Linked DNA regions of Mus musculus: all the other regions are linked to region 1. A link is a loop called in an ENCODE intact Hi-C map of the cell type or tissue named here. Cell type or tissue: left cerebral cortex. All regions are shown on one strand. Region 1 overlaps Pakap (paralemmin A kinase anchor protein). Region 2 overlaps Pakap (paralemmin A kinase anchor protein). Region 3 has its middle 33 kb from the start of Musk. Region 4 has its middle 39 kb from the start of Svep1. Region 5 overlaps Svep1 (sushi, von Willebrand factor type A, EGF and pentraxin domain containing 1). Region 6 has its middle 12 kb from the start of D630039A03Rik. Region 7 overlaps Pakap (paralemmin A kinase anchor protein).

Region 1 (4,000 bases):
TTGTGACATAGCACTTAGCAGAGCTATAAAATCCCAGTTATGGAATGTTGGACGCTATGTCTCAGTTAGGGTTTCTGCTGCTGTGATAAAACTCCAGGACAAAAAAAAAAAAAAAAAACAGCTCGGGGAAGAAAGGGTTTACTTTAGTTTACACTTCCAGTTGCTAGTACACTGTTGAGGGAAGTCAGGGCAGGAGCTCAAGCAGGGTAAGGCTGGATTCAGGAACTCAAGCAGAAGCCATGGAAGACCACTGTTTACTGGCTTGCTTCTTTCTCATGCATGGCTCACTCAGCCTGCCTTCTTATAGCACCCAGGACCACCAGCCATGATTCCACATTGATCTGGCCCCTCCTACATTATTCATCAAGCAAGAAATGCATATGGGAGAGAACCCACAGGCCAGCCTGATCAGGGCATTTCTTAATTGAGGGTCCTTCTTCCAAAATGTCAGCTTGTGTCAAGTTGACATGAAACGAGGCAGGACATGCTTTAGCTACCCAAACAAGGACAGGACAGAATTTCACAATCTTGATGCCTAGAGTAAGATCTTACGGGAGGAGAAAAATCACCGAGGCACAGATGTGTTTAGGAGTCCTGGCAGCCAATGAAGAGTGAAGGCGCAAGTGGGAATGAGAATCTCAGAAGGGGTGAACTACATCCAGCTTTCAGAACAGGAACAGGAAGTGACGGGGTGGGGGTGGGGTTAAGGGAAGGAGGTTGATCCTGAAAGGCAAGTCGTGGCGGTGGGAGCTGCAGAGAGCTCAGCAGTTAAGAGTGAGGATTCAAGTTCAGATCCAAGCACCCAAGTTAGAAGGCTCACAAACACTTGGAACTCCAGCTTCAAAGAATCCCACACCCTTTCTTGGCCTCTGTTGGCTCCTGCGCACACATGTCCACAAGCACTCACACAGACACATATATACATACATGTAAACTTTAAAAAAAAATTAAAAGAAGTGATTGGATCGACTATGTTCTAGAAAGACTGTGCGGAACCAAATGTGGTATGAGCCATAGTGGAAAACAAATAGTTTTATTTGCTGTCGTTATAATGGCATTGGTGACTTCCTAACCAAATGCTGTGCGCTACAGTGGCCCACAGGCTGGGGGGGTGGGGGGGGGGCAGAAGAGATTAAGCATCATTCAACTGTGAGACTGTGCCTAAAAATGAATGGGGTTGCCCAGTGTCTAGAATTTGTGTGTGTTCAGCAAGACCTTGGCTTTCTCCCTTCTCAGCCCACCTCCCTGTCAGACTAGTTCCTACAGCAGCTGGGCTGCCCGAGACCCACAGGGCTCCTCTTCCTGAGAAAGGGGAGGAAATTCGACAGCAGGTAGTCCTTCCTCCACTGGAGATCTAAGGTTAAGTGTGAGTCAAGGAACATCAAGCCTGTAACTTAAAAATCTCCCAAGGACTGAAATTGTCTCTACTCCACAAGTTCTCACTACAGGGACAATAAGCACCCGCTAAGATGCTTCTCAACGCCCTCATCCGGCCAGAGCAGGAAACACCTGGAGGAACAGTCTGCAAACACAGGCTTGTCTTCCAGTGATCCCAGGCACCCGACAATGAACCCTGGGAGGGCTATAGACACATCTCAGCCCAGCACTGCTGGCCTCTTTGGAGCCTCTCTGACATTTCTTTGTCAGTCTACCCCCTCACAGATACAACAGAAACATTCTATCTTTAAAATGCCAGTGAGAAGGTCCTATGGCGCTTTTTGCTGCGGCTTAGGGTTTTGAGGTAGAAGCAGCTTCGCCCTGGCTCAGGCTCATGTGTGCCCCCTAGTGGCTGGATCATGTAAAGGCTCAGGGATGGACTGGGTTTCAGTGAGGATGGCTGGTCTGCATCCTAGGCGGTCTCTTAAGTCAGCTGAGCTGACCACTATCTTACCATATTTATTATGGTGTTTTGAAACAGCTATTATGACGAAAATGCTATTCTGAGAAAGGTTTGGATTTCTGGAACTTTCAGTCCACATGTAAGATTAAGATTTCCCTTACATCAGGAACTCCCCAATGGAAACTTCCAGATGCAAAATGATTCATGTGTAGGGATCAAAGCCAGAGAATGGCACTCCTTAAGCCAAATTAGAGTTTTTGTAACACGTGAGTTCAGAGCCAAAGAAAAACAATGCCGTTTAAGATTTCTCCTGTACTGTGCAAGACATGTAGCTCAGTGGCAGAAACACTTCCCCTTTGTTTGCGAGAGCCCCACTTCCATTCCAGAACTGGAAAAATCAAAACAAAATGATTTAGCGACAGATTTAAGCTTTTAAGCAAAACCTTCTGACAGAGAGACAACCTGATAGACCATTTGAAATTCAAGAACTGGAAAGCGAGACATAGACTGAAAAGTCTTTTATTTATTTATTTTTAAAAATTTCAGACTGAAAAAACTTTTCCAGGAATGCTTGAATTTCAGTTTTGGTTTTGCAGAGTCTCGTGTAGGCTGGTGTGGCCTTGCATTCACAATGTTCTGAGGGGGCCTTGACCTTCCGATGCTCTTGTGTCCACAGACCTAGTGCTGGTATTGTAGGCATCACCACTACTCCTGACTTCTAGGTTTCAGATTTTGGGATACTTGAGCATGGGTAATGGGAGTCCTTGGAGATGGGATGGAAATCTTAGTTACATTCTACATAGGCTTCATTCACATAGCCTGACGCTAATTTTATACACTCAATATTTTAAATCATTTTGCCTATGAAACAAAGGCTCTTGGTGTGGAATTCTCCAACTGTGGTATTATAACACATGAAGCAGTTTCCAGCTTTGGAGCATTTCAGAGTTGGGATCTGGAGGATTAAGAATGCTAAAGCTATAGGGCATAGTGTGCTGAAACTGAACACACTGGTCACGCTTGAGACAGACAGACAGACAGACACACACAGACACACAGACACACACACACACACACACACACACGGGACGGGACGGGGGGAATCTGTGCAGCCTGCTTGTTTTAGGCAGAGGTGTATTAGCTGGGTTCTATTAAATAAGCGGGGTTAGGAGTTCCACTAAGTTAACGTTAAAATTTTTTTGAGGTTTATTTACTTGTAAAATTATATGTGTATAGGTGTTTTGCCTGCATGTATGTCTGTGTGCCACATTCAAGCAGTACTCTCAGAGGCCAACTGAGGATATAGGATTCCCTGGAACTGAAGTTGTACACTGTAAGTCATCATGTGAATTCTAGAAATCTAAGCCATGTTTTTTGGAAGAGCAGCCAGTGCTTATAGCTGCTAAGTCATCGCTCCAGCCCCTAATCTGACATTTAAAAATAGCTCTCTGTCCTTTCCAGACTGAAACACTGGCCAAATACCCACACCTCAGTTTCTCCATCTGTGATATGGTAGCAGTTATAGCTATGAAACTAACAATTATGAGAATAAATGAATTTGTGCTTAAAACACCAAGAATACTGTCTGCTATCGTAAAAGCCCTGTTTAAAGGTTTGTTCTTCTTGTCAATTCTAGTGCTTTAGAAATATTGACAGGTGATTTGCTAAAGGCAGCCTGCACAGCTTTACAGGACAACCCAAAACATACTGGCTAGTAAATGCACATTTACCTTCTTAATCCTGTTATTAATTATTATTAATTACAAGCTTAGTTGTAAGCTTGTGGCCTAGAAGATTCGGGAACATGTGAGGATTCTGATATTAAGCTAGAAAACATAAGTGTCTGTCAATTGAACTCTTACAGGAACACTAAAGCTTGATATTAGCTTTGAGAATGGTGAATGGCAACTGTATACCCATGTTAACATCTACATTTAAAATAGTCAAGCTGGGCTGGGGATGGATCTCAGTGGTAGAATGCTTGCCTAGCATGTAAGAGGTCCTGGGTTCAACTTTCAGAAATTCAAAGATAAAAATAAAATAAATTTTAAAACTAAAAAAAAAAAAAAATTTTTTTTTCAGATTCAATTTCTCCATTCAGGAAAGACTTGGGAGGCCATCTAGTGGTGGACAAAGCCACCCTACAAACTGAGGTGTTTG
Region 2 (4,000 bases), 210 kb before region 1:
GTGTGGGGCCTCTAGGCATACTCAGCATCCTTCGAACATATGCCAGGCAGATAGACACTGGTTCCAAATATACAGGGACACGTGTTCATTCACAGATCACAACAGTAGGCTGTCAAGAGGAGTTGGCACCTTGGAGATTCATGTTTCTTAAGACAGTATCTCACGATGTGAAGGATGGCCTTGAACTCACATAGCCCAGACTGACTTCAAAACTCACTTCTGCTTCTTCCTCCCAGGCGCTAGGGTTACAAGCTCAGCCACGATGCCTGCTTTATGCCTTGCTGGTGACTGAATCCAAGCAAGCGCTCTACCAACAGAGCCCTTAGCTCCTAGAGACCCACTTCTCACAGGTGGTAAATCCCCAGCCTTCACTTCTAGATCATCAAGGCATGCGTGGGTGGATTTTAGTGCTACAGAGACTCAATTGCATCTCTGAGATGGAGCAATAGTGAACAGTTTTCTTATACATCTTTAATCCTAGCACTTGGGAGTCAGCGACAGAGGTAGACAGATTTCTGTGAGTTCCAGGACAGCCAGATCTACACAGAGAGAGCAGAGTTGAAGAGGAGGTGGGAAGTTTGAAATAGTCTTCTGTAGCCTATGCTGGCCTTGAACTCAGTATGTAGCTAAAGATAATCTTGAGCTTATACTCTCCTTGAATGCTGGAAATATAGGCATATGCCACTATATCTAACTTTAGGTTGTACTGGGGACCAAACTCTGGGCCTCATGTATGCCAGGCAAGCCTCTACCAACTGGGCCACAACCCCAGACTCACAATGGTCTTTTAAATGAAACTTTGAGAAACAGTACATGAGAGTGGTAAGCATGCATGCTCTAGATCTCGAGTCTAGAGCCAGTATGCTGGAGTTTGAACCCACTACTTACCAGCCATCAGTCAAATAGCTCTGGGCCAGTTCCTTACTCTTAATATTACATAGTTGCTATAAAGACTAAGTTAACACTGGTAAAGGTTAATATCCAGAACAGAAAGCATCCAATGACTGTAGCTGCTATTTGACCGGAATCTGAAGAAATAATACAACCGTGGGGTGAGACTGTGTAATCCCTTGGGCATTCTACATACGATCTGTGCAAGTCTGGAAAGCCAGAAACGTTGTTTCACACACTGTCAGGTTGGTGACTGTTGCTGGCCACCCTCTCAAATGTCCAGACCATCTCCCATCAACCCTTCTTCCAACAGTAAATGTCTAGGAAGCAGAGTAAACTGTCTACACTTAGCTTCTGGTTTTCACACTGATGTCTTTGCCAAATAAGACTTTATTTTAAGGTCTGTGAAAGCCGTTTTCTTACTATACTGTTTATCATCTCTGGATACTGAAGTGACTGTCATCTGTAAACTGTAAAAAATCACAGGAAGACACAGATCATTCCAATCGTCTATAAATCCTTTTCACTCATTTCAGTGAGGAACCTGTCACAGTGGGGTTTCTATCTGTCCTGACTCCTGGATCCCAGCAGAATAAGGGACAAGGTAAGAGTCAGTATGTACTTAATAAGCCAATATGTTTATTATAGAATGCATACAACCACTTTAGAAAACACTGGGATCAACACTCCCCCACCACCAGAGAATCCCAGGAAAGAGGTCCCCTCCCAACACTTGGAAGTCAGAGGCAGGAGCATCATCATGAGTTCAAAGCAGCCTGTGCTACACAATAAATTCCATACCAGCCTGGATTACAGAGTGATTCTGTAGTCAAACGCAAGTGAAAAAACACAAACATACACAAACAAACTCTGGGATTCAGACTGCAGGACTCAATGCTCTGGAATGATCCTAAGGTTGTTCTTACGGCAAGTCCTTCACGACCCTCATGACATTTAATTCTTACATGCATGATGGCTAGACAGAGTGGATAATTATGGCTCGGATCATGAAAGCCCAATGCTGATTCCAGCCAGCATCACATCTGAGAACAATAGTCAGAGTTAGTTCGGAATTTTGGCCAATTCCAATATGATGGAATGAGAAAGTTCCCATAGAGAAGCAAGTAGGCCATTAGAAAAAGACAATGCCTGCCTAACAGAAGAAAACCTATGGAAAACCTAGAACAGAAAGTAATGCCAGCGACGGCCAGTAGAGGTCGCAGAAAGCAAGGCTGTCTTAGCTGGGCTGGAGGAGGAGCCTCCAAAGAGGTGATTGGTGGCAGAAGAGACTTTGGATATTCAACCCCAAGGAAGGAAGGTCGCAGGCCTCAGAGACAAAGGAGAAACTGGTTCTGTTCTACAAACTTGCTAACTTGGTCAGCTCTCTATCCTGGGCCTTAAGACCACCAAGCATCCTCCCTACAGTATGGTACAAGTCATGTCTTAGAACTCCATGCCCCATCTTAGGAATCACACAAGTCACTGGAAAGCTGAAGAATGGGAACTGTTCCACACCTGACTCCTTCCTCAGGGTCCTGAGTTCAGAGTCAAAGACTTCTCATAGGATTATGGGAAACGTGTGGTATTTCCCCAACACAGCAGTTCATGGGGTCATTATAAGAATGAAATGTGGCTGGGCGTGGTGGCGCACACCTTTAATCCCAGCACTTGGGAGGCAGAGGCAGGTGGATCTCTGAGTTCGGGGCCAGCCTGGTCTACAAAGTGAGTTCCAGGACAGCCAAGGCTACACAGAGAAACCCTGTCTCAAAAAAACAAAAACAAAAACAAAAAGAATGAAATGCATATGTCTGAATAGTGAGTCACATCAATCTATGTCCTCACGAGGGCCCTACAAGTTCTATGACCTAGGGGACGTGTATTAGAAGAATCTGCAAACTGTGGAGTATCCTGGGTGTTGTGTGCATCTCATGGCTCCCGTATCCTTAGCTTTCATCCCAGGTTGGCCCATCAAACTTTGCTCTTCTTGAATTTGTCTCTTCACTGGGTGAATGATCAAGTACCTGAAAATGGCCTCCCTATTCAGTGATTAGCATCCTGCTATCCAGACGCGCCCTGGACTGGAGAGAGGGCCATCTCACAGAACGCCTGCATCCCTGGGAAGCAAGAGCAGACCATGCCAGGCAGAGCTCAGGGTGGGCTTCTGTTGGTTTAGGCTGAAGACTGGGGTTGACACATATAAAGTATGGAACAGGTACCGTGTAACATTATGCAACTGTCACAAAGAAACCAACAGGACAAAAATCAGCCTGCATTTCCCAGTAGACAAAAGGAAACATCTTCAACTTATTTCATAAACATAGTCCTGTCTAAAATAATGGAGTAAATTTGAGCCTCACATTTTGGGGGTAATTGAGGGCAGGCAGCCCCACACGGCTAGGGTGATCTCTATTACCCTGGCTATATGAAATAATCTTCAGTGCTACAAACAAATCAATAGCATTACATAAACAAACTTGTCAAACAATAGGTTTTTTAGAAAGGTGTGTGAGGGCCAGCAAGGTGGCTCAGAGCATAAAAGTATTTGCTGCCAAACCCAATGGCCTCAGTTCAATGTCTGGGACCTATATAGTGTAAGGGGATAACTGACTCCTGCAAATTGCTCTCTGACCTCTACATGTGCATCAAGGCATGTGCACACTCACACCCACCTATACACCCACACACAATAAATATGTGTATGTGTGGTAGTTTGAACAAGAATTGCTCACATAAGCTCACATATTTGGATCCTTACTCACCAAGGAGTGGTACTATTTGAAGGAATTAGAAAGATTAAGAGGTATGTCCTTGTTGGAGGAAGTGTATCACTGGGGGTGGGCTTTGAGGTTTCAAAGGCCCATGCCAAGCCCAGAATGTCTCTCTCAGTCTCTCAGTTTCTCTGACTCTCTCTCTCTCTCTCTCTCTCTCTCACTGTCTCTCTGTCTATGTCTCTCTGTCTTTGTCTCTCTCTGTCTCTCTGTCTCTCTCTGTCTCTCTCTGTCTCTCTCTGTCTCTCTCTCTCTGCCTGTGAATCAGGATGTAGCTCTTAGCTACTGCTCTAGCATCTATCTGCAGGCAGGCATGCTTCCTGCCATTATGATAATGGATT
Region 3 (4,000 bases), 580 kb before region 1:
TCAGGTAAACTTTATATGCCCCAGTACAGGGGAACGCCAGGGCCAAAAAATGGGAATGGTGGGTAGGGGAGTGGGGGGGGGACTTTTGGGATAGCATTGGAAATGTAATTGAAGAAAATACGTAATAAAAAAAAGAGAGACATTTTATATTTTTTCAAAAAAGTATAATGAAATAAGAAGGAGGCAATGTATTTTTAGAGAAAAACAATGCTTAGATGTGTCTATGTTTTATAAATATTGTATAGTGTATGTATTCACAAATGCTTTAAAAAAAAAAGTACATCAAATCCCAGTATACCTATTGAGAATGAGAAAGATAAATTGCTGATGTTTGTAAAGGACAAATGGGACATACTGAGTAAGAAAAGAAATGAAGCTGTAAGACTCTGTAAGGGTGGGATGTGATGGCAGCCTAGGGAGGAACTGAGAAAGTTCCCTCCCAAAACAAAACAGCATTCCAGAAGGGCTTGAGAAACAAGAGCAGACTTAATAGCCCAGCTGCAAGGACTCAGTTCAACATCACTACCTACAGTCCTCGGATGCGATCTGAATTACAGAAAAGCTGGGACTAAATAAAGCCAATGTCTGGAACGTTTCTCCTACCCAGATGAAGGACCAAAGGAACTCAGCATGTGATTCTCCTAGACCCAGGCCAGAGTGGCATACAGTGCTGACTCCAGCTTGCGGAAGATACTTAATGATGCTTCCTGTTAGGTAAACATCTTCCTATGGCACAACACTGAGCGTTTAGATGTGAAGACAATGAATACTGAACTAACCTTAGTAGTCATACAATTCATAAGATTATGAGTGAATGATACGATGTATTATTTATGTAACTTCTTAAACCTAAAGGGAACATGAGAAAACCAACACCATCATTCACTTTGTATGCCAACGATCAAGAGCTGTTTCCAAAGAAAGCACAGATGCATGCACAAACAGGCACACACACACACCATTTATCAAGGGCTTCACTGCTCTCTCTGTGTCTCTCTGTCTCTCTCTCTGTTTCTCTCTCTGTGTCTCTGTTTCTGTCTTTCTCCGTCTCTCTCTGTTTCTCTCTGTGTGTCTCTGTTTCTGTCTCTCTCCATCTCTCTCTCTGTTTCTCTCTCTCTGTTTCTCTCTCTCTGTTTCTCTGTCTCTGTCTCTGTCTCTCTGTCTCTGTCTCTGTCTCTGTCTCTGTCTCTGTCTCTGTCTCTCTCTCTCTCTCTCTCACACACACACACACACACACACACACACACACACAGTCTCTAAAAACCGGTGGATGAGCAGTTTGTGTCTTTTGGCATCTTCTATTATTTAAGAAGCCTTCTAAGATGGAAGGAGATTGAATTAGAGATATCATATCTGCGAGGAAAAGCACAAAACTCTACCCGAGGAAAACAACAATGGTACAAACCACAGCATCCATTCTCCCACAAACAAGAATTTGCTTTTCATTTTGTTTACGTTTCCATTCCCCCCCCCCCCTTTCTTTTAAAGTCTTTCAGCTCCTAGCTAATTGACCAGTGGAGGGCAGCAGAGACAAGATTTTAATAAACCACTGCTCACCTAACTGGTAGATTGAACACATAAGCTCACACTTGGATCTTGTACTTACTCATTCGACAAGTTCTCTAAGTTATGACAACATATTACCTGGTGTCTTCTGGATTCCAGGACATCGAGGCACATATCCAAGGGTAAGAGAGTAAGAGAGACAGAGAAGTAAATAGCCATTTCTGTTGGGAGTCTCTAAGAAGGTAGAGATGGAAGTGTTCACTGGTCAAAGGGACTCCCCGACCAGCCTTTGTGTCCTGGAGATTTTCTTAAAAAGACATTCAGGGCTAAAAAGACAGGGTAAGGAGGAGATGGGTATAAACCACTGAGAAAAGAACAAACGTTGGGCAGAACAGAAAGGATGGAAAACCCAGAATGTCAGCTTAGCAGGACCGGGCCACAGAAAGGAACACCAGGAACCATGGGAAGATACTTGGACTTTACCACGAAACACCATTTTAACATTACAAAGCCAGCCGTGGCCACTGTGTAAAAAAGATGGGTCAGAATGGAAAATATTGTAGGAGACAGGCCGATCACACCTACAAAATGATGGTGAAATGAAAAAGTCTTGATTCAGTCCAGAAGCTGGTTCAGAATTTAGTTTTGGCAGGTTTCAAATACATTTCAAAAAGTGGGTTTGGGTGTGTTCTTCACTAGCTAACATTCCCATCTGGACTTCCCTGGGAGACTACTGGACTGTTGCTATTCATTCGCCCACAATGTCGTCAGCACGACTGTCTGGATATCACTTATGGATACTTGCAAATTAAACACAATGACGTTGAGTTTTACATGATTAATATGCACTCAAAAAGCAAGCCACTTCATCTTTCACTGTGCTGAGAAAAACTGGAAATATCTGGTGTTTTTCTAAGACGACTTTCCATTTCAAAGGGAAAACATTGACTTTATTAAAAATGTTTTAATTTTTTTAAAAAATGTACCTTATTTTTATGTGTGTGTCTTGCCCGGACTATGCGCATGCAGTGTCCTCAGAGGCCAGAAGAGGGCATCAATTCCCCTGGAACTGGAGTTATAGTTGTTTGTAAACCACCTGATCAGTGCTGAGAATTGAACCTGAAGGCTCCAGAAGAAAAGCCAGTGGTTGTTTTGTTTGTTTGTTTGTTTGTGTTTTGGCTTAAGTAGATCTTCTTATTTATTTATTTATTTATTTATTGTTTTTATTTTTGGAGACAAAAGAGTTTATTCCATCTTATATCTTACAGTAGATTATGAATGATATTTAGGGCAGGAAATCAAACATGAACTTGAAGGCAAGCACTGAAGAGGTCATGAAGGAATAGAATTACTGTCTTGTGCAGACTGATTTCCTATTCCAGCTGTTCAGAGATGGCACTTACAATAGTAAATCATCAGTCAAGAAAATACTCAATGCAATGATCTTTTGCCGACTAGACAATCTGATGGAGACATTTTCTCAACTGAAGTTTCCTTTTTCAGTTTGACTCCTGTTAAACTATATTTGATTAAAAAAAAGAAAGAAAGAACAAGAGAGAGAGAGAACAAAAGAAAGAAAGAAAGAAAGAAAGAGAGAAAGAAAGAAAGAAAGAAAGAAAGAAAGAAAGAAAGAAAGAAAGAAAGAAAGAGAAAGAAAGAAAGAAAGAGAGAGAGAGTGAGAGGAAGGAAGGAAGGAAGGAAGGAAGGAAGGAAGGAAGGAAGGGAAGGAGGGAGGGAGGGAGGGAGGGAGGAAGGAAGGAAGGAAGGAAGGAAGGAAGGAAGGAAGAAGAGAAGAAGGAAAGAAAGAAAGAAAGAAAGAAAGAAAGAAAGAAAGAAAGAAAGAAAGAAAGAAAGAAAGAAAGAAAGAAAGAAAGATTGATTTTCTCAAAGAACCAGCTTCTGGTTTTGTTGATTCTTTGTGTAGTTCTTTTTGTTTCTACTTGGTTGATTTCAGCCCTGAGTTTGACTATTTCCTGCTGTCTACTCCTCTTGGGTGAATTTGTTTTGTTTGTTTGTTTGTTTGTTTGTTTGTTTGTTTTTATTTTTTTCTAGAGCTTTCAGGTGTACTGTTAAGCTACTAGTGTATGCTCTCCCCAGTTTTTTTTTTGGAGGCACTCAGAGCTATGAGTTTTTCTCTTAGAAGTGCTTTCATTGTGTCCCATTAGTTTGAGTATGCTGGGCCTTCATTTTCACTAAATTCTAAAGAATTCTTTAATTTCTTTCCTTGACCACGTTATCGAGTAGGGCATTGTTCAGCTTCCATGTATATGTGGGATTTCTGTTGTTTTTGTTGTTATTGAAGACCAGCCTTAGTCCATGATGATCTGATAGGTTGCATGGGATTATTTAAATCTTCTTTTATCTGTTGAGGCCTGTTTTGTAACTGCTTATATGGTCAGTTTTGGAGAAGGTACCATGAGGTGCTGAGAAGAAGGTATATCCTTTCATTTTAGGATGAAATGTTCTATAGATATCTGTTAAAAATCATTTGGTC
Region 4 (4,000 bases), 570 kb before region 1:
TTTATGTGCTGAGAAGAGAAAGCAAAAGTCTGTGAGGCCAGATAGAGGCGGAAGAAGCTACATTAGAAACATAATTCCCTTCTTATTGGCATGTGTCACAAACATTTGCCAAGTAAGTCTAGATACTAGAGATAGTCATCGCTAAAGCTATGCTTTTTGCTTTAAAGTCTTTTGGTTCAGAGTGACAATCTCTTTTCTTTCATTTCTATTTAGTCTTTGATCTTTTCACACTTTGGTCACTTGTACCCAACTCTCTCCTGGTAGGTACCTCCAACATGGCCCCTTTGCCCCTTTGTATCCTCCTCATTTTTGGACAATGGCCCAGTGCTACCTGTTGGATCCTGGTGGAGGTTGACCTGAGCTTGTGTGGGTAACCATAGCTGTCATGTGTTCATGGACACTGTGGCCATGTCATCATTGTCCAGGGAGACTTTCAGATCATGTCTCTCCACCCTCTGGCTTTTACATCTCTTCCACCCCCTTTCTATGATTTCCCTTGAGCCTTGGGGGCAGGAGTTGACACAGATGCCCCATGTAGGTCTGATAATAAAGTGGCATAAGCTGTTTTGTAGTAGTATGATTGGTGTCCCAGCAGCCTTGGCCTCTGACACTGGGGATTGTGGGTTTATATTTAGTATAAAATCAAAATTGAATGAAAAGTATGCAAACAGAGGACATAAAATAAAGTTGCAATTATAACCCAGAAGGCCATGGAGTGATGAGAAAGAAAATAAAGAAAATGGTCAGGTTAGAACTATGCCATCCGGGTGACAGTTCCAGCCACAATAGCAGATGGGACCCGGGCTGGTTAGTTTTGTCACAAACTGAAGTCACCTGGGAAGAGAGAACCTCAGTAAGGAATTGCCTCTATCAGATTGGCCTGTGGGTACATCTGTGGGGCATTCTATCGAATTATTGATATGGGAGGGCCTAGCCCACTGTGGGCAGTACCACCCCTAGGCAGATGGTCCTGGGTTGTATAAGAAAACAAGCTGAACAAGATATGGAGCGCAAGCCAGTAAGCAGCTATTCCATAGTCTCTGCTGCAGTGCCTGCCTTCAGGCTTCTGCCCCATCTTCCCTCAATAATGGACTTTGAGACAATGCTCAAAACCAAATAAACCTTCTTCTCTGAGTTGTTTCTGTCAGGGTTTTATCACAGCAACAAAAAGCAAACTAACACAGGTCAACACAAGGGCAGCCTCAGGCTAGCCCTCCCTGTTCTAGCTTGTCCAGAGAGTCTATTCAAATAGCAGTGGTACTGGGTTAGATGACTCAGTTGATAAGATGCTTGCCTCATGAGCATGAGAACTTCAGTTTGGACAACTAGAACTCACACGAAAATAGTGAACAGGACGGCACACACCTGTAATTCCAGCAATGACGAAATAGGAGTCAGAGACAGGAAATTCTTGTAAACTTTTAGGCCAACTAGAGCCTGGCTGACTCTGTGAAATACAGATGAGTGAAACTCTGGGTCAAAGGGTACCCCAGAACTGATGCCTGAGACTGTCGATGAACTATATGCATAGTATTAGATGCACACACACACACACACACACACACACACACACACACACACACACATACACACAAGCTGGAATAGACTAGCAACCCAAAACAGCAGATATTGAAGACTAACAGCTGTTGCTAAACTCTGAAAGGAATTTTTCAGTAATTGTTGGAGGAGTGAAAGTGAATTTATAACAAGTCTGGTTTGTTTCTCTGCCCTCATTGCTTTATGAAATAAACTGTTCCTGCCACAGTGGAGTCTGTGGGACAACTGAAAGACACCCTGTCTCAGTGTCTTCACTGGTGAACCCTACTCACTGTGACTTGCCTAAACGAATGGGACTTCTCAGCTAAATTGACCATCCAAGTGCTTTGTACAAAAAAATAAGAAGCAGACAGTAACTTCTACAGAGTGATAAATATTTCTGAGTTAAAACAGAAAGGAAAGAGAATTCTGGGGAGCAGACACTAGCCAGGAATGTTGAGAACTTGTTACAAGTTCTGGGGAGGAAGTTTCATCCATGTCTAAGTACTCACAAGGTCTACTGTGAGACCCTTGCTCTGCAGGATATCACCTAGAACACTAAGCAAACTTGCATATTCACAAATGATAGGCCATGTGTGAAGAAATAAATACTGCTTATAGACTAGAAGTCACAAAATTAGTAAGCCATAAGGTTCAATCCTAAAAAGTATAGAAAGTGGTAAGCTGAGGTAAAGCTAGACCTCTTGTGAAAAGGCCCCAGAGTAACTATTCAGGAGTGTAGTAGCATTAGTGTCCCCGCCCCCTCCCCCCCATGCTCCCAGCATTCACAATTTTTACAATAACAGTAAGTTTCTGGATTAGTTTCTATAATGGTGGCTTGCCAGTTACACTCTGGTTACATTTGAATTTCTGGCCCTCGGAGAGGACATGGGATCTGGAGTGACTGTGGAGGGTTCCTCGTACCTTGCCAAAATACTGGTGCCCTCCTTGGGTCTTGCAAGGTCCAGTGAGCCCTTGGAGGAATCTTGAGCCATGTGGCCAATGGCGAACAGAAGCTTTCTCTTGTCCGTGGGATACAGCAGCCTGATTGCCCCTACAGTAGATGACCTTTCACTTGAGGCCTGCAATCCTCTATTCCTGTCCCCATGACCACATTTTTGTAAGCCAAGAATCATCATCTTCAAGGTCACCAGGAAGGAGATAGAGATGGATGATTGGCAAGACTCAAAAGAACCTCTTCAGCTCAATTAGTTGAAGGTTTATGGTGACTTGTTTGACCAGAAACCTGTAAAACCTAACCTTAGGTAGTTAGTTATCCTGGCTCATGAACTTCTTGTGTCAAAACTTCAAGTCTGGTTTTTTTGGATTTTGTTTGTTTGTTTGTTGTCTTGTTTGTTTTCAATGTCTAATGTGTCCAAACTCAGTGTGTAGCACAGGATGATCTTGAACTTCGGATCCTCCTGACTCCATACCCCATTTGCTGGGATTATAGCTGCGTACAAGGTGCCCTTATTCTGTGGTTCTTGGGATCAAGCCAAGAGACTCATGATGTTAGGAAAGCACCCACCCAACTCAGATCCCTGGACCTTTATTGAGGTTGTCATCAGCTTCCATGATGTCAAATATGGCTCAGCCAAGATCTGGAGAGAAAGCAATAGTTCTGACCATTTAATCTAATATCTTTGAAGTTCAAATTCAAATAAAAGGAAAAAAAACCACAAAAGTCGTGCCCCACCATTTCATTGGTATATGCTTATTATAAATGCTAGTGAGACGTCTGAAGACATTTGATGTAAGTATTCAATTTACACTAGACATATGTTCCATCTCTTGCCCTCCCTTCCCCCCCCCCACCCCCTCTTATTTGTCTTCTCTGTTCCTCTAGATCATTGGTGGTACATAATTGTGTCTGTGACATGTTGAACTTCAGGTCCTTTAAGAATTGGTATTCCTGGGTTATCTGATCTGTTATTAAATTTTGAGGATGCTCCAAACTGGTTTTCATGGTATCTGGGTACCCACTAGTGACATAAATAATGACACAGAGTCTTTTCAATATTTTAAAGCTTAGGCCTTATCTGGGTAGTCTCCTGACTACTTACTTTAATCCAGACTAATCCTGGCCTACCCTCCCTCTCAATTCTTCTCCCAGAGTCCCTTTCTCTCCCCAGAAGTTCCACCTTCAACTTCCTGCCCTGCTGTTAGCTGTCAGATCTTTATTAAATCCAATTGGATACAATTCTAGGTTACCTTAGTCAGGTGAGGAAGGAACAAATATTTACAAGGTATGAGATCAGTGATGAGCCATAGAAATAACAGTGCCAGATCCTGCCAGCATTTAGTTCTCTGCCGACACAGAATTAACCATTGAATATACAGAGACACACCTTCACACAACTGTCCCAACAGCTGGGAAAGTCCCATCCTTATTTCAAGGCTCCTGCATTTGAGTTTTCCTTCCAACTGAATCTGCTTGGTAATGGGTCATCAGAAAACATGGCAG
Region 5 (4,000 bases), 410 kb before region 1:
GGAGAAGCAGCGTGTCCTCTCTGTGACTGGAATGTCCTGTAGTAGTGGTTCTCAACTGTCCTCATGCTGCAACCCTTTAATACAGTTCCTGAGATTGTGGTGACTCCAACCATAAAATTATTTATGTTGCTACTTCATAACTGCAATTTTGTTACTGTTATGAATCATAACATAAATCTCTGTTTTCTAGTTGTCTTAGGTGACCCCTGTGAAAGGGTTGTTGGACACCCACCCCCCACCCCCCCGAATAGGAGTCGAGACCCACAGGTTGAGAACCACTGTCCCAGGTCAAGTTAGTTCCCTAGAGGCTGATATTTGTGAGAGAACAAAGACTACAATGAATAACTTAGCAAAGGGCAGGGGGCGTCGATGAAGCCAACAGTGAAGCTGTTAACTGGTGCTGGAGTGAGGGCACGCAGGAGCTGGGCTGTCAGAGAGGATGTGTTTCATGTCACCAGCCCAGACTCTGTCACCAGGACCACGTGGTGACATGTTCTTGAGGAGACCTCGAGCCTCAAACACTGACATAAGAACTTTCTGATGAGTTAAAACAACAGCAACAATAACTTCAGCATTGTAATACGATTATCATATGAAGTGATGGGCCCCTGCTGTCCACCCATAATACAGGAGGGAATTGTCTGCGGCGGTTGAACAAGTGAATAGTCATTTCAGCCACAAATGGCAAATCACTACCCACTTGTAATTTTTTTTTTATGAAAGACAAAAATCAACTATTAAAAGACAGTCTTCTTTTTCTACAGTTCAAACTCTTGATGATAGAACAGAAAGCCCTTTGAGGAAACCGTCCTCTCCTCCGGGCGCTGTGGGAACAGCCTCACAGGAAACAGAGTTTCTGTCCTGTTCCCTTGCCTTCTGACCACATTTTTAACAGTGCCTTTGAACTATACAGAAGTAAAAAATAGCACAATGCCCTGTTTAAGATCACCTGTGCTCCCGTTGCAGAGATAGAAGCTTAAGTTAAGTCTTTGCTATGATTAAGTAGTTTTATGAAAGGAATACGATATGAGAGATTCTCCTGGAAGCCAGCCTCAATGCCTGTCTGCAATTCTCATGTTAACAAATGCCCGTTTTGTGGTTACTACATACATGTTTTCATAGGCAAATATACTTTTAATTTACCTGTTAGTGTATATTTGTACACATTGCCTCATTTAAGAAGTGTCATTTAAATCACTTCTCTCTTTTAAAATAGTTATTTTATTTTTAATTATGTGATGTGGGGTGTGTGTGTGTGTGTGTGTGTGTGTGTGTGTGTGTGTGTGAATAATCTCTCTCAGATACGTGCTAGTCAGCTGGACTACTTTTTCGCTGGTATAAAATATGCCTGTATAAGAAGGACTCATCTCTGGGCTGGGGAGATGACTCTGCAAGTAGGGTTCCTCATGAGGACTAAGTTCAGATCTCCAGCACCCAGGTAGAAAGCCCAGCAGTGTGGCACTTATCTTAACCCCAGTGCTGAAGGAGACAGAGACAGGAAGATCTTGGTGGCTCCTTGGGCAGCCAGTCTAACCAAAAGAACAAGTTCCAGGTGTAGTAGAGAATTGTCTCAAAAAACAAACTGCAAAGCAATTGAGAAAGACCCCTGATGGTGATCTCTTCACTGGATACACATGCATATGCACGTATGTGCACATGAGTGCACACACACACACACACACACACACACACAGGCACCACAGAGGTGGTGACATGTCCTGGAACCTCAAACACTGACATGAGAACTTTCTGAAATCCTGAATTAAAACAACAGCAATAACTTTAGTGTAATGTGATTATCATAAGAAGTGATGGGCCCCTGCTGGCTATCCACAGTACAGGAGGGAATTGTCTATGGTGGTTGAACATGTGAATAGTCATTTCAGCACAAATCCCAAATCTCTAAATTACTCATTTCTCTACAGTACTACACTAATGTGCTCCCACTTTATTTTCTTATAAAAGCAGAGTTACACCGAGTATTCCTGTCTGTTTCCTGGAACATATAAAATAGGATATCCCTGGCCTAGACATTGCAAGCTGTAGCTTGGGTCGTAGAATATTCGTATTTTTAGCTTTGCAAGATAGTAATAAGTTACCAAAATGAAAAGTGACCTTGCTGGCCCAGATAAGAGGTGTAACTTACATGTGACTGCCAGCAGGTGGCGACAACACCTTCAGTCAAGAAGAGGTGAAGCGTCCAATCATAAACAGTTACCTGGAATTCCAAATCTAATTGTTTAAAACGCACAAATGAAGCGAGCGTGGGAAGATTGTAAGAGCCAGCAAGCAGATTAGGGAGCTGGTTGTGATAGTAAGTCTCCTAGAGATGACAGGAAACTGCACCCATAATACTTCAACAATGTGGCCGAACAAAAACAATACCATTACTCGCGCTAAAGCAGAAAGCTAGAATTCTCACAGGGTCCACCCCCAGACAAAGAACTGCAAGCAGCTAAAGAATTCTGAATGAGGGAGAATTAGTCTTACCAAGGGGTGAGCCCCCTCATTGGTCATCCAACACCAAGTGATCCTCCCTGAAATCTTACATGCAATCAACACATAATGGGCTCAGCAGGTTGTGTTTGCATATTTGTGCATAAACATGTAACAGGGGGCCACCAATCTGAGAGAAAACAAGGCAGGGAGACGTTGGAATGACCAGAAGGAGGAAAGAGAGGGGGAGTAAACGATGTAACTGTTTTAATTTTTTTTTTTAATGATACTTTTAAAACTGACACATGAACTTCTAGAACTTATACTCATTAATGGGATATCACCTAATATGTCCATACATGTGTACACAGTGCCATTTTTCCACTAGGTTAAATGTGCCTACCTACTCATATATTTGCAGTTTCTTCCAAAATTATTTCCTGTAGCTTATTGACATGTGCACAGCTGTTACCTGCAGTCTCAACTTCTACTCCTGTGTCCCTTTAACCTAGTGCCCTCTAATCAGCCTTCCCTCTGCTCTTTCTGGTGTCTGATCCCTAGCATCCCACTCTAAGCTCCAACCATAGCTGCTTATTAAAACCAGCAGGCTAACAGTTTTCTTCCAGTATCTCATTTATCAGAGCTCTACTCTTGCAAGTGCCTTGTCTGTGCTGAACCTTTCACGGTGGAAACATGCCTGTTGTCCTGGCTAGTTCTACGTCAACCTGACACACGTTTGAATCAGCAGAGAGGAGGGAGCCTCAATTGAGAAAATACCTTCACAAGATCAGGCTATAGACAGCCTATAAGGTGTTTTCTTATTTGGTGATTGATTAAGGAGGTCCCAGTTCATTGTGGGTGGTGCCACCCCTGGGCTGGTGGTCCTGGGTTCTATAAGAAAGCAGACTGGACAAGCCCTGAGGAGCAAGCCAGTAAGCAGCACTCCTCCATCACCTCTGCATCAGCTCCTGGTCACAGGTCCCTGCCCTGCTTAAGTTCCTTTCCTGACTTCCTCTGGATGATGAACAGTGATACAGAAATGTAATCCCAATAAACCCTTTCCTCCACAACTTGGTTTTGGTCGTGGTGTTTCATCACAGTGATAGTAACCCTAAGACACCTAAGTATGTATTGCCATTTCAGAGTCTCTCCTTACAGAAAAAAAAGGCTTCCTGTGTCCACAACAAACCCTCATGATCTGGCTCTCTGGACTCTTTTCTACCAGCTACCCCAGGGCCCTCCCCTTTGCATTAATTTATTGGTTTGAAAGGTTTTGCATACAACTCGAGTAGTATGGATTCTAACGTGAAGCCTGTATCAGGTACAGATCTGTAGTTAGCAGCTGCCTCATTTTTCTACCCAGCATCTCTGCAAACACAGCGATGGACGAGATTTTACAAGTTTGCCATGTTAACAAACCTCCTTCCAGGATGTGGATTCCTGCCAGACACTCTGTTACTAATTCAGTCTGAGGCTGTGTTCCTTTTCCTCTCTGGTTCCTTCCTTTGTCTCGTCCAAAGGCAACCCGGGCACTCACTGGCAAGCTTGCTTTGCTGGCTTCAAT
Region 6 (4,000 bases), 230 kb before region 1:
TCCTCCTCCGACTCCTCCTCCTCCTCCTCCTCCTCTTCTGCCTCCTCCTCCTCCTGTGTTTTGGGTGTCCCCTCCATGGTTTATGAGCTCCTTCATATCTGATTCATCTTATTGTCCAAGCCCACAGCTTGGTACATGGAACCAGCACTCAGTAAAAGACTGTGCGTGCTCTGCACCCGTGGACCTGTCAGAAGAGTGAGGAAATGTGGGCCACAAAGCTTTAGCCCCTCCCACTTGGCCAATTCTCTCCCAGCCCTTAATTCAAAGACTCTTCCCGACTTATTATTCCTTATGTATTTCCTGCTAGGGCAGCAGTAAAATTTCGCTGGACATAAGGACAATAGATGGTGATGTATTTCGGAGCTGAAAAGACCGCGTGATCCAAACACAGTAATGAGGGTTCGAACGGACTGGAAGGCCGTGCATCAGGGTTTGCTGTGGTAACAAGCAACCGTAGATCTCAACACAGAGGCTAATTTTCACTCTGCTGTGCACCGGACTCTCCTCCATGGACAGTGTTGTCCCCAGCTATATGCTAGCATTGAATGACTATGGGCTCCCCCCCAGTCAGTGTAGCAGAAGGCAGTGGATTCTTAGTCCTGTGCTGGTTCATAAATCACTTTTGCTCACATTTCATTGTCCAAGTCAGTCACACAGTTTCCCTCCGTGTGTGTAAGTATAGTCATCCCCTTATGGTTGGGGGGTGGGGTGTGTGTGAAGAAATGGAAACGTGGCCAGATCAGCCAATCAGGAAAACAAACCAGTGACTACAAAAAGTGGGCGAAGATTCATCCTACCTGGCCACACTGGCAGGAGGAACAATGGCTCCTCACGGCCACCTTCAGGGTAGGAATATGAGGTTTACATCTAGAGACAAGAGGCATGCATAGCTAAGTGGTCACACTTTAAGTCCAAGTGTGGTCTGCCCTTCACCATCTGGGTTCCAGCATGCCACCAAAGCCTGCACAAGTTTAGCTTTGCTATAGGCTGCATCCCCGAGTTGGAAGGGAGCTGAGAATTGAGTTCCTAGGAAGAGGGAGGGGGCGGGCTGATCTTTGTGTCAATCCCCTTCTTTCTTACATGGCTGCTTCAGCTAAGAACATTAGACCAGAACCACATCACTCACACACTTACCTTCCTGAGTCTAGCAAACCTGCTCCGGGAGAAGGACTCAGATCACTGCCTGGGCTATCGCGCACGTGCACTCACACACGCACATGCACACCCCACCACCTTTACCCTGAGTGGGTTTTGTTTTTTGCTTTTTGTTTTTGGCAGGGGTGTGTGTGTGTGTTGTTATTGTTATTTGTTTGTTTCCTGTTGCTGTTTTATTAAAGAAAGGAAGAAAGAAAGAGAGAAAGAAAGAAAGAAAGAAAGAAAGAAAGAAAGAAAGAAAGAAAGAAAGAAGAAGGAAAAGGGAGCCAAGGATGTTTGGTAGAGATATGTATAGTATAGAATAGGGTTTATTTAGGGCATGGGAAAGGAAGTTGGGAAGGGAGTACAGACAGACGAGGGGAGGGGGGGGCGGTAGGAGCAGAGGAGGAGAGGCCGACCAGGAGTGCGTGGAGAGAGATGAGGGAGGGTAACGGTGAAAGAATGAACAGAGAGGGAGGGTAAGAGAGCAAGAGAGTGAGGAGGGAGCAAGCAGTCCCTTTTATAGTGAGTCAGACATACCTGGATGTTGCTAGGTAACTGTGGGCGGAGCCTAAAAGAAAACGCTGACATCTGTGCTGGTCAGAACTATGTTCTCCACAATTAGCCAAAGGCTTTCCCGAGGTAGAAAACCACCGACTCTCACAGTTATGTGTATGAGATGGACAACCTTCACTCAGGGGATCCTTGCCTGCCAATTCCACGACTTCCTTATGCCACAGGCAGTACCCTTCCTGGGGCTCAGAGCAGGGAGTTGGGGTTCTAATCTCTCTGCTGCTGGAACCTCGGTGACCCTTACTGAACCGAGTTTCTCAACTGTAATTGGAGGTGATAAAACTTCTGGAACAGTGGTAGAAATGAGTTTCCCCTAAACTAAGAATAAATATCTAAACCAACCTGTGCAGCGGAGCCAACCTATCCTTCTCCACTAGGGGGCAGGCTCCCCACACTGTCTCAGTCAGAGTGCCCAACTTCGAACTCTGATAGCACGGTTGTGTATTCTCTTTTGGTTTGGTTTGGTTTTGAGACAGGGTCTCCTTACCTAGCACTGATTGTCCTGGAGCTCACTATATAGACCAGGCTGGTCTAAAACACACAAAAATTTCCCCATCTCTGCCTGTCGAGTGCTGAAATTAAAGACATGAGCCACTCCATCTGGCACCCAACTCTTAAGACTTGAATGTAAAACTCCTTTCAAACTGGCTGATTTGGCACATGTCTGTACTTCAGATGAAACCCCAAGTAAGCGCTAGCGTTTTGCATGCCCTGGGCCCACCTGGAAGGCTTGTTAACAGATCGCAGGCCTCTGCCATCAATCAGCACAGCCATGCTGAAATTTAGGCGGCAGGGGGGTGGGGTGGGGAGAGGACACCACACCGAGAGCTACTATTCTTGGTAATGTAGCCAAAATTGGCAATTTTTAGAATGTAGGGTTGTTTGTTTTTGTTTTGTTTTGTTTTGTTTTGTTTTGTTTTGAGACTTTTATTTGCGGTGGTGAATATAGGGACTATTTTTGAGGAAAAGAGGGAAACTCCCTTTCAGTGGTGTACCTCACCCTACCCAGCATTAGGGTGAGAGATGGAGAGAGCCGTGGGCAGAGATAAACGCCCATGACATTACTCTGGCTGTGCCTCTGCTCAGTGAGAGCTTCCATCCACAAAGATGATTCATCTACCAGGTACCATTCATCCTTTCATCTCTCCTTTATCTGTATCCTGGTGACTCCCTCACCTGGCTACATTTAAATCCTCCCCCTGAATTCCCTAAACTGAGGTTCATAATCAAGGCCAATAGCTTACCAGGACCCTCGGTCCCAGCTGAGAAACAAGAGGAAGAAAATACTGGTTGTGGGAAAAAGCTGTGGCTTCTGCTACCCAACCTATACATTAGAGGACATTTCTAATCTCTTTTCTTGTTGTTGAAAACAAACAAACAAAAAAACTCACAGAGTGAGTTCCAGGACAGCCGGGGCTACACAGAGAAACCCTGTCTCGAAAACAAAAAACAAAAAACAAAAAAAACAAAAAACAAAAAACCTCACTATGTAGCCCAGGCGAGCCTTGAACTACTGATTGCCCTGCCTCTGCGTCTGGAGCTCTGATATTATAGTCATGCTCTCTCTGCCAGGCTTGAGTTGATTCTTGTTATATGCTGCCTGCCTGGATTGGCTTCACTTGAGCACGGCGGTATTTTGTGTTGGTCTTATTTTTTGGGACAAGGTCTCATGAAACCCAGGCTGACCTTGAACTTGCAATGAAGCTAAGGATAACGCGGAACTTCTGATCTTTGTGTCTCTACCTCCTGGGTGCTGGGATTACAGGTATGTACACATCTGATTTATTCTGTGCTGGAGGTGAAACCCAAGGTTGGTGACATCTTGTCAGGGCCTCCATGGACCTTCGGGTCTCACTTTCATTGACCTGGGTTTCCAAGGGTGAGGAGGCTCCTTTTTGGGGAACAACCTCTATCATATTTCGTCATGTCGGCTCTGTAGGCAGAACAGAACAGGAAGTGGTCCACAGGAGACTCTTGACAAAAGCCAAAGAGGCTTAAGCTCCTCCCACCAACCCGTAGGTCTTGATGGGAGCCCCTGCTTTGCTTTAGGGACCCATTTCAGTGGGCTTTCTTTTTGTGGTGCAGTAAGAGAACTAGAAAAATCCCTGAATTTCCTCATTGAGGCCACCTTGTCTGTCGTAAAAGCCTTCTAGAAGCACACTGAGAATGCGGTGTGTTGGAAGACGTTTTCACTGCCACTACCAGTGTTTGTTATCGCCGCCGTGTTTTGAAACGGGCTCTTGCTATGTAGCACACACTGACCTCAGACTTCTTCATCCTCCTGCCTCAGCGC
Region 7 (4,000 bases), 190 kb before region 1:
GAGTTTGTCATTCATAACCTTTTTTATGCTTGAATATGCTTCCTACACAGTTCTACTTGTTCTAGGGCTTTTATTAAGAATGCTTGTTGAGGGGCTGGAAAGATGGCTCAATGGTTAAGAGCACTTACTGCTCTTGTTCTTCCAGAGGTCTTGAGTTCAATTCCCAGCAACCACATGGTAGCTCACAACCATCTGCAATGGGATCTGATGCTCTTCTTCTGGTGTGTCTGAAGAGAGCAACAGTGTACTCACATACATAAAATATATCTTTTTTAAAAATGCATTTTAAATCTTTTCAAAGACTTTTCCGTTTCGTTTCTTTTCTTTTTCCTTCCATTGAGATGATCATATGATTCTTGTATTTTTGTCCATGTATTTGGCTTATTACATTTATTTTTTTATATATGTTAAAACAATAGAAATTAAAATCAATGAAAAAAAAAGTAAGTTGGGTGTAGTGGTAAACTATTATATTATATTATATTATATTATATTATATTATAGTGAAGCAGGAAGACCTCGAGTTCAAGGCCAGCCTGAACTAATTAGACTAATCAAGTGAGAATTTAACCAAAAGGAAAAAAAAGAGAGAGAAAGAAAGAGAGAGAGCTGGGTATGCAGAGCAGTTGCTTGCTTAAGCAAGTACAATCCCTGAGCTCCATCCATCCTCAGACAGCCTAGACTCGAGTACCTCCACCACAGGATGAAGGCCAATAGGAAAGTCACGGGGGTGGGGGTGGGGGTGGGGTCAAATGAGCAACAGAGTATGCTCCTCCCCCCGCCCCCCACAAGGATTGCCAAGCCCTGATCCCTAAAACCTCTGAATATGTTGCCTTTGTTAGGTCTCAAAGAAACCCAGGCTACTTCTACCCTAAACCTCTTCCTTCCCCATATAACTCAGCCATTTTGGACATGCCCACTTGGCTCTTGACTGGTTCTGCTCCGGGATCTCTCTTGGTCTGCTTGCCCTCTCTTCTATTCCTCTCACTAACCCCCCCCCCCCCCACACACACACACACACACACCCCACAAGCCCAGTTTGGTCTGATGACCACATTCAGTCTGGACTCTTGTCTCTGGCTGTTCTCTCCCTCAGATCTACAGTAAAACCCCTCTCCTCAACCATACCTCGGAGCAGTCATGTCCTCATTTTTCTTTCATCCATTCATGGTGCTCCTCCTGCCTCAGCCTCCCCAGGTGCATCTGCCTCAGCACAAAATAATTTTAAAATATAAAATAAACCAGATCGTTTTTTATTTTTTATTTTTTTTAGATTCTTATGTAGCCCAGGCTGGCCTTGAACTACTGACTCTCTAATAATCGCAAAACAGAGCTCCTCCTTCCTAGGTTTTTAGCTCCTTCCAGTAAGGCCCACAAGGTAGACCCAGCATCAGCACCTCATCACCCCAGCTCCAACTTACACTGAAGCAACCACATCTGTCAGTTCCTCGGACTTAGTCCACTCTCAAGGGTGTTTCTCATTCCTGACTAGGTATTATGATCTAAAGGGTCCCAGCATCTCATTCTCCCACCTGGGACCTTCAAAGGAAGAGGCAAAGGAGGAAGGCGGGCTCGTGGGGGGCGGGGAGGGGGGTAAAGGAGGAAGGTGGGCTCCGGTGGGGGGGGCGGGGTCACAGCAGGAACTGCACAAGCCCAAGTCCTTGAGGGTGGGGCTGAGCAGGTTGCTCTCATTCAGGCCAAAGAAAGGAAGTGGGAAACTGCAGCTCTGGGCTCTGCTCTCTGGGGACGAGAGTAGATGCTGGCCGTCTCACCCCCAAGCTGTGTGAAGAAAAGAGGCTATTGACAGAAGAGCGGGCCAAGGCACGTCATCTGGTGGGTGTTTTTGTTCAGTTCGGTTTGGTTTTTTTTTTTTTAATTCAAGTGGGTGATAGCTTTTTTTTTTCTCTCTCTCTCCTGAGAAATGTTAGAAACAAAGAATCTTTGAGTTATGACTCCACAGACACAGAGCATAATAATCACCCAGATTCAAACTTTTGGTTTACATGCCCGTAGAAAACTGTCTAAACCTCCGGAGCCTGCATCCGAGGGTTACTAGGAGCCAAGGATGACCCCGCAGAAGGAAGACTCGAGTTGTCAGGAATGACAGGGCTCTGTCCGAGTACACACAGCCTTCTCTGCACTCTGTGAGTGGGAGGAATTGAAGATTCTTTTCTCTGCCCCCTGTAATCACAGCCTGCCCAAGGGGAATCCCACAGTGTAACCAAGCATGGACTGGAAATAGTTTTAACTATTTCTGGCACACAGATAGAAAATGCAGATTCAGACTCCTTCCTTGTCTTTGCTCTCTTCGTGGGAGACAGCCTCGGCTAGCTCAAAGGGAAAGTCTACCGCCCTTCTCACCATCCTGCAGTTGTGTCAGCATTCTTAGCTTCTTGAGTGTGTGATGATGACTGGGAATATGGAAAAGGGGCAGGACCTTGAGGACCAGGCGAGTGAGTGAAGATTAAAGGGAGCAGACGACCCCTTTATCTCTACATGGACTAATTGTATTTAACATAATTATTTCCAAGGTGAGTGTGATGGAATGAACACCTTTGTAATTCTGGCACTTGAGAGGTGAAAACAGGAGAACCAGGAGTTCGAAGCCAGCCTGGGCTATATGAGACTCTCAAAAGGACCAACGATATTGTTATTACTGTTTTATTCCCATTTTTACTGCTGAGGAAACAGGTTTATAGAGGTGAAATGAACTATTTATACAGCGAGCAAGGAGCTGACCTTGGAATGTGGTTCCGGAGAAGTTACTGGCTCTCTTAAGCACCTGTCTTCCTTGACTGACTCTTTTATATATGAATTTATGGTTGGATAATGGGAAATAAGAATGAGGTTGGTACTGTCAAAGAGACTTGCTGTGAGATGCATACAAGTCCATATTTATCTTCAAGGCTACAAGAAGCCAAAGAGCATTATATAAACTACAGAGGGATTCTCTGAGGCTCTCATAGTCTGACTAGCTCATTCCCTGCTCCCTCCCCTGGTCTCCCTCCCTCATCCAGTCCCCTTCCAAGCCCTCAGTAGAGGCTTATTCACAAAGATCAAATGCCAATCTCCTTGGGAAGTACACAGCCTAGTGCTTAAGAGTCAAAGTCACATCCTGTCCAGGCTCCAGCAGTCACGAGTTGGGACATCCTACTCCCAAGCTGGCTTTGATTAGCTCACATTTCTCAACAGGGATCCTGCAAGAATTAGGCCTTTTGATTCACTTCCTCTTTGTTAAGATTAAAACTGTAGACTTTCCTTGTACGTGGCTGAGTCTGATTCCTGGGAAAGTTATTCCCAGAGCATGGAATAGCTATGCATGTTAGTAATGAGGACCTCACATGGTGCCTCCCACAGGTGTGAGCACAACCAGGAGGCAACATAAAAGCCAGCACAATTTGAATATGGTAGACCTGGCTTCCAAGGGAGGGAATTGAACTGAAGCGAGATGGTTTGCTTTTTCTAAAATGATGTTATCTGAAAGTCATGACCACACACAGGCTTGTCACGGAGGATCACCTGGAGTCTAATCCTCAGGAGAGAGAATGGCAGGTTTGCGCATGATGGTTTCCCTTGCAAAACCTTTTGAGAGTGATGTCCAAAAAGAACAATGCATTCATGCAGGCTTTTCTTATTTTCCTATTGAAATGGTGGGTACTTTACAAAGAAAGGCATTTGCTGGCTTCAGATCAATGAAATACAGGACAGCTCAAAGGAACAGAGATAGAAGGCAAGTGATGCTCCATGATGATCAAGTGTCACTGACTGTGATCTCATGACACCAAAGATACTTCACTCAGTCAACAGAGTGATTACTAATCCCTGCTCATATTCAGATTAGCCTAGTTCATTTGTAGATTTCAGGGAATGAATGCAACTCTGAAACGAATGGCTAAGCTTCCTCCTGGAAAATGAAAAGGCAGAGAAAACCAACAAGACAACCAGCCTGAAGAGCTAACTTACCCCCTGTCGTAGTCAGGGTTTCTAATCCTGCATGACC

The links. Hi-C counts contacts between places; a loop is a spot of excess contacts. Peaks named below come from ENCODE experiments on the same cell type or tissue, not always from the same donor. Only the 100,000 strongest peaks of a DNase experiment are listed, where the experiment ranks them.
Region 2: a loop joins it to region 1, with 6 times the contacts of the local background. A loop is called at or near these places in 34 of 42 quality-filtered maps.
Region 3: it touches region 1 in a loop (4-fold over the local background); 4 of 42 quality-filtered maps call a loop at or near these places.
Region 4: a loop joins it to region 1, with 3.0 times the contacts of the local background. A loop is called at or near these places in 5 of 42 quality-filtered maps.
Region 5: a loop joins it to region 1, with 5 times the contacts of the local background. A loop is called at or near these places in 16 of 42 quality-filtered maps.
Region 6: a loop joins it to region 1, with 9 times the contacts of the local background. A loop is called at or near these places in 23 of 42 quality-filtered maps.
Region 7: it touches region 1 in a loop (4-fold over the local background); 6 of 42 quality-filtered maps call a loop at or near these places.

The regions. Positions count from the first base shown.
Region 1 is chr4:57,671,240-57,675,239 of GRCm38, reverse strand. The region is part of intron 4 of Pakap (paralemmin A kinase anchor protein); the gene reads right to left. Among named protein-coding and RNA genes, the nearest start is that of Gm52699, 51 kb to the right of the region's middle. In left cerebral cortex, CTCF peaks have their summits at 1,578, 1,781 (motif pointing left) and 3,961 (motif pointing left); DNase peaks (open chromatin) are centred at 539, 1,771 and 3,231; H3K27ac peaks cover 427 bases.
Region 2 is chr4:57,878,314-57,882,313 of GRCm38, reverse strand. All of the region lies in intron 8 of Pakap (paralemmin A kinase anchor protein), which reads right to left. Among named protein-coding and RNA genes, the nearest start is that of Gm26138, 2.8 kb to the right of the region's middle. In left cerebral cortex, a CTCF peak has its summit at 2,095 (motif pointing right); a DNase peak (open chromatin) is centred at 2,097.
Region 3 is chr4:58,251,126-58,255,125 of GRCm38, reverse strand. No RefSeq gene overlaps it. Among named protein-coding and RNA genes, the nearest start is that of Musk, 33 kb to the left of the region's middle. In left cerebral cortex, CTCF peaks have their summits at 1,532 (motif pointing right) and 2,555 (motif pointing right); DNase peaks (open chromatin) are centred at 573 and 1,536.
Region 4 is chr4:58,243,385-58,247,384 of GRCm38, reverse strand. No RefSeq gene overlaps it. Among named protein-coding and RNA genes, the nearest start is that of Svep1, 39 kb to the right of the region's middle. In left cerebral cortex, no CTCF peak of the experiment used is centred here; no DNase peak of the experiment used is centred here.
Region 5 is chr4:58,078,063-58,082,062 of GRCm38, reverse strand. The region is part of intron 36 of Svep1 (sushi, von Willebrand factor type A, EGF and pentraxin domain containing 1); the gene reads left to right. Among named protein-coding and RNA genes, the nearest start is that of Gm35402, 45 kb to the right of the region's middle. In left cerebral cortex, a CTCF peak has its summit at 2,161 (motif pointing right); DNase peaks (open chromatin) are centred at 2,208 and 3,901.
Region 6 is chr4:57,902,481-57,906,480 of GRCm38, reverse strand. No RefSeq gene overlaps it. Among named protein-coding and RNA genes, the nearest start is that of D630039A03Rik, 12 kb to the left of the region's middle. In left cerebral cortex, a CTCF peak has its summit at 2,072 (motif pointing right); DNase peaks (open chromatin) are centred at 1,730 and 2,090.
Region 7 is chr4:57,865,392-57,869,391 of GRCm38, reverse strand. The region is part of intron 8 of Pakap (paralemmin A kinase anchor protein); the gene reads right to left. Among named protein-coding and RNA genes, the nearest start is that of Gm26138, 10 kb to the left of the region's middle. In left cerebral cortex, no CTCF peak of the experiment used is centred here; DNase peaks (open chromatin) are centred at 1,829 and 2,209; H3K27ac peaks cover 782 bases.